Linked DNA regions of Homo sapiens: region 2 is linked to region 1. A link is an interaction called in ENCODE POLR2A ChIA-PET data of the cell type or tissue named here. Cell type or tissue: B cell. All regions are shown on one strand. Each heading gives the region's core, and the rest is flanking DNA. Links, peaks and the distances in the headings are about the cores only.

Region 1 (2,916 bases), core at 240-2,739:
CAGACAACTGACGGACATTCTATAAAATACCTATCAGCACTCTTCAAACTTGTCAAGATAACGAAAAAGAAGGAAAGACTGAGAAACTGTCACAGATTGAAGGTGGCTAACATGGCCTACAACTAAATACAATATGGTATACTGAATTAGATCCTAGAACAGAAAAAGAACATTAGTGAAAAAATTAGAGAAACCAGATTAAGTCTATAGTTAACACTGTACCAATGTTTATTTCTTAATTTGGACAAATGTACCATGTATGTAAGATGTTACTATTAGGAAAAGCGGAAAGAAGGGTATACAAGAACTCCACATTGATTTCACAATTTCAGTAAATCTAAATTTAGTTCAAAATAAAAAGGGTTTTAGAAAAGGTTTTTATAAAGGTTAAAAAATTATGAGGAGGCCAGGCGAGGCTCAAGCCTATAATCCCAGCACTTTGGGAGGCCCAGGCAGGTGGATCACCTGAGGTCAGGAGTTTGAGACCAGCCTGGCCAACATGGTGAAACCCTGCCTCTACTAAAAATACAAAATTAGCCGGGCGTGGTGGCACGCACCTGTAGTCTCAGCTACTCAGGAAGCTGAGGCAGGAGAATCGCTTGAACCTGGGAGGTAGAGGTTGCAGTAAGCTGATATCGCACCACTGCACTTTAGCCTGGGCAACAGAACAAGACTCCATCTCAAAAAAAACAAAACAAAACAAAACGAAAAATGACAAACAATCACTTCAAAAATGCTAGCTCATGATTTTTTTTTTTTTTTTGAGACAGAGTCTTGCTCTGTTGCCTAGGCTGGAGTGCAATGGCATTATCTCAGCTCACTGCAACCTCCACCTCCCCCGGGTTCAAGCGATTCACCTGCCTCAGCCTCCCTAGTAGCTGGGATTACAGGTGTGTGCCACCATGCCCAGCTAATTTTTGTATTTTAGTAGAGATGGGGTTTCACCATGTTGGCCTGGCTGGTCTCAAACTCCTGACCTCAAGTGATCCACCTGCCTCAGCCTCCCAAAGTGTTGGGATTATAGGCATAAGCCACCGTACCCAGCCACTTATGATATTTTTAAACAATATGAGAGACATTTCATGTTTTCTCAAGTTAAATCTAATCACAAATTGGGCTGGGTTTGTAAAATAAAGCTGCTTTTGAGGTACAAGTATTTCTATTAGTGAAAAATTCTGTTGAACTGCTTGAATTTTATAATACTACGAGCAGATATTTTATTTTAATTTAAAAAGTTCACTCTATGAGAAAGCTAAAAACAGTTAAGGTAAGAATGGCATAGAATAAGCCTGGACAGAAAGGAGGAGGCTGAGAGAAATTAACAGTAGGCTTTAACAACTGGATGGTGGGCATGAAATACAGCAACAAGAGAAAAATTATTTTTGCTATCAGTTTTTCCTATAAGTCAACTTTTGGTCTACTTTCGCAATATTGGAGGTTCCAACAATAAAACAAAAGCAATAAGGTACAGTAAGGACGAGTTTTATTCTACTCAGTTTGCATGAAGTTAAATGACTGATGACAGGGCCAGGCACGGCAGCTTGTGCCTATTAATTCCAGCACTTTGGGAGGCTGAGGCTGGAGGATCATTTGAGCCCAAGAGTTCCAGACCAGCCTGGGCAACATAGAGAGAAGCCCCATCTCTTAAAGAAAATTAAGGAAAAAATGATCAATGACAGGATATGTGGATTTTTGCTAACATTAGAATTGTCTTTTGCTTAACAGATGGGGAAAAATTGAACTATACATTCAATTACAAATCAGCAAGAGGGCCCACCCCAGAACCCTTGTTTCAAATTTCAGTTTAGAGTTCAATTTCCATTATTTGTTTGCGTGCAAAAATGGCATCGGTACATATATGTACATTTATGATCTGAACATAGTCTTGATGTCCGCTGATGTATGTACCTACGCCATTTTTGTATGCAAGCACTACCATTTTCTATGCCTTTAAAAAAAGCCTGGTGCAGTGGTGCACACCTGTAGTCCCAGCTACTTAGAAGGCTGAGGCAGGAGGGTAACTTGAGCCCAGGAGTTCAAGGTTGCAGTGAGCTAGGAATAGAACCATTGCACTCACTCTAGCCTAGGCAACAAGAGTGAGACCCCCATCTCTAAATAAATAAAATAAAAAATATAAAAATTAAAAGTCACTACTGTGAAAGCATGGAACAATATTCTTTAAATAAAAAGTTAGAAAAACAGATTTTCAGTTCAAAATTCTATTTAGGTAAAATTCTTTTCTTGCCTAAAGTACAAAGTAGAGGATGAATCAGCTTGTTTCTGAATCTAAAATGCTACTGGAAATTCTAAAACCTCCAAAATAACACTGTTATGTGAAAGGAATATAGAATTTTTTAAAGTATAACCTCATTTTTGTTTTTTAAAAAATCTTTTGAGGGGCTGGGCATGGCTAGCTCATCTCAGCACTCTGAGAGGCTGGAGCAGGAAGTCTAAACTGTAGGACTATAATGGATTGACGGTTTCTTCTTTATACCTTTTTAACAACCTGCAGTAAGCTTGTATGACTTTTATAACCAGAAATAAAAAATGTTATTTGAAAGGAGGAGAAAAGCGTTTTATTCAATGACTTAACACCCTTACAAATATGTTCAGCATATGTCAGCACAGCACACCTATCATAACACAAATTACTTCTAAGTAGGTAGAGTAGGTCAGGTTGTAAACAGACAGCAATGGCATACTCCCAATACAGCCACAAGTATATGAAGTTAAATTCTGGGTTAAATGAGAATATACTGTTTTCTTCTTTCATGAAATAAAATTTAGATTCTCAGACAAGGTTCACATGTCAATGAACACTTTACAAAAGAAAGCTGATTGACATTAACCCAACTTTCAACATTCCACCCTTTGGAAACATGCTAAGGAAGAAAAAAAATCTAACAGCAGAGAACT
Region 2 (2,916 bases), core at 162-2,661, 200 kb before region 1:
AAATTTGTATTAAATAAATTTGTGTGCTTTTCTCTTGTTAATCTGTCTTTTATTATAGGTGCCTCAGCCTCGAACCTTGTGATGAGTGAGAAATCTTTCTCCCCTACGGTATGTCTGTATTAACATTATATATTAAAACATTGTCTTCTAGTTAAAAAAAAATTGAAGCATTTTCATGAGCCACTAAAATTATCATGAACTCTGGGCTCTGCCCCAGCTGTGCCTGATGGATGGGTCCACCCTGCCTTTATTCCCAATGCACTACAGGAGAAAAGTTTCAATGTGCACCTTGCCGAGAATTTCATCTTCTTTATGTTGCCCATGGCATTTTCTGAGCAGCTTTCCTGGAGCTCTGTCTGCCATCTTGCTTATGAAAACCCCAAGTTGTGTAATGGTTACCTGACAGAATGGGAATCCAGATCTCCTTCAGGATACAGCAGGATGGAGGCCTGCAGAGATGGCCTGAAAATAAGTAGCTGGATCCTAAAAGAGTGGAAAGGCAAGTGTTCTGTGCAGTGTTCAGGCATTGAAGCCGTCCTCTTAGTGAATGAGGAAAGAGGAAGAACCCTAAAATGATCCCAATGGCCTGCACACCTTCCTTCCTTCTGTTAAGTTTCTATGATCATGAGTAGGTTCATCCTTTTATTAAAAAGTTTAATAAGCCAGGCATGGTAGCTCACGCCTGTAATCCCAGAACTTTGGGAGGAGAAGGCAGGTGGATCCTTTGAGCGTAGGAGTTTGAGACCACCCTGGGCAACAAAGTGAGACCCTGTCTCTTTGAAAAAAAGAAGTTTAACCAATCTTGGCAGGTTAAGTTATGCTGTGGTAACAAACGACGCCAAAATCTCAGTGCTTAGAACCACAAAGATTTATTTTGTATCCATCCTACATGCCCTTCTTGGGGTGGCTAGGGACTGTCCTCCATGTCCTCCTTACTCAGGGAGCCTAGCGGATGGAGTGGCGCCGTCTGGAACCGGGACAGCAGTAGTGGCAGGAAGAAGGAAAATGTGGCAAATTGCAAATTGGTTGGTGAGCCTGCCACTGGGAAGTGACCTGTGTCACTTCCACTCGCTTTTCTTTGGCCTCCAACACTGATTCAGAAGGCGGGGAAGTACGATTTCACCATGCTTCCAGGGGGGCAGAATAAGAATATGCAGTGGCCAGCCTCAATGATTGCTGCAATAATTTTCATCTTTTTTTTTCTTTATCCTTTCATTCTTACAAAACTTGCACATGGTAACCAATAGCTCCATTCTAGGGTGAAGGAAAGAGCCTGAGTCTCTGCTGTGGCTGGGGACAGGAAATGCACCCACCTGCCAAGCTGCTGGTGACACCTGGTGGCAGCCAGGAAGCCCCAGACTCCTGAGGGAGGAGCAGTGTCCCTATTCTCCGGCCCCCAGGTGAGAGTTCCCAGCACTGGCTGGCCTGCTGGGCTGAGCAGGTATCTGGGGATGAGGACTTAGGAGTATGAAGGCCAAGGGCTCCCTGGGAGGGAAGAGAAGGTTTCTCCAGAGATGTTCACAGGGCGTGGGATCTCTAGGTAGTAAAAGGAATGCAACCTGGCTTCTTGCTCCCAGAAGGTGAAGCCAGACGTATTGTGATGTGTGGCAATCTAAATGACAAAATACTTTGTGGACACGGTTGGGAAGTACAGATAATGACATTACATCATGTCCATTACATAAACGAAGTGAAAAAAAGGTAGATACAAAAATAAGACTACAAATGACAGTTTGAAAAGAATGTTGTGTGTGTGTGTGTGTGTGTGTGTGTGTGTGTGTGTGTAGCAGGTATGAATAAGTCCACAAACTATATGGGCAAGACATATTTGATTCCTTTATTTCCTTTTAATCAACTTAGTCCTGCCTCTGAGCTCTCATTCATCCTGATAAAAATTTGTCCCCAGTTATTTTTAGGGTTTCCCACTGCCATGGTTGTGCTGGGGTCTCTCGTCCATAGCTGCAAAACACTGGCATTCTCCTGTGATTTTTGAGTCCATGGATACAGCCTTCTTCCACTCCACACAGTCCGTGGAAGCCCCCCATCTGGCTGGGGTACACGAATCAATCTTGGTGGGCCCGGAGACTCGATTCCTCAGAGGCACCCTCTGCAGCGTCACCCCGGAAGTCTTGCCACACCACCCACCCCCCATTCTCACCTCTCCTTTCTGCCTTCTTCCTTCTCTCCCACCTGCCCCTCAGAACACATACTCTTGAATGAGTTTAAGTTTTTCAAGAGGAAGAAGTACATCAGCCTTGCTGAAATAATCGAATAAGGGGATACCAGCAACATGGAAACCAGAAACCAGCCTGGACAACCTGGTGAAACCCCGTCTCTACTAAAAAAAAAAAAAAAATTTCAAAAATTAGCCGGGTGTGGTGATGCGTGCTCATAGTCCCAGCTACTCAGGAGGCTGAAGCACGAAAATTGCTTAAACCCGGGAGGCGGAGGTTGCAGTGAGCCGAGATCACACCACTGCACTCCAGCCTGGGCGACAGAGCAAGTCTTTGTCTCAAAGTAATAATAATAATAATAAACATTGAATGTACCTCTTCCTCAGGGAAAGGAGGTTAAATAAAGCTGGATTTCCATCTGAAAAGGGAGATAGAGGGGAAATATGGACAATAACATATGAAGTAAGAGTCAGAAAAAAATCTGTACATGTAAATAGATGTATATGGAATCACCTCATAATGTCACGGTGATTGTTTATGGAGAGTGAGGTTGCAGGTGAGTTTTATTTTCGACCCCACCTCTGGTACTCATGACCTTTGTGTGGCCCTCTCCCACTCTGTAACAGGGCGAGTTTGGGTGACCTATAGAATACAGCAGAAGTGAAGGTTCGTCACTCCCCACTGAGGCTATATAAAGGGCTGTAGTTTCCATCTTGGACACTGTCTCTCTTGCTCTTTCTCT

The links. ChIA-PET counts read pairs that join two places held together with the same protein. Peaks named below come from ENCODE experiments on the same cell type or tissue, not always from the same donor. Only the 100,000 strongest peaks of a DNase experiment are listed, where the experiment ranks them.
Region 2: POLR2A ChIA-PET joins it to region 1 with 5 read pairs; 4 of 35 experiments call an interaction of 5 or more read pairs at or near these places.

Annotation. Positions count from the first base shown.
Region 1 is chr2:65,111,401-65,114,316 of GRCh38, forward strand. The region is part of intron 1 of RAB1A (RAB1A, member RAS oncogene family); the gene reads right to left. Among named protein-coding and RNA genes, the nearest start is that of RAB1A, 17 kb to the right of the region's middle. In B cell, for the core only: no CTCF peak of the experiment used is centred there; no DNase peak of the experiment used is centred there; H3K27ac peaks cover 728 bases.
Region 2 is chr2:64,912,102-64,915,017 of GRCh38, forward strand. All of the region lies in intron 1 of LINC02245 (long intergenic non-protein coding RNA 2245), which reads right to left. Among named protein-coding and RNA genes, the nearest start is that of LINC02245, 19 kb to the right of the region's middle. In B cell, for the core only: no CTCF peak of the experiment used is centred there; DNase peaks (open chromatin) are centred at 1,390 and 2,310.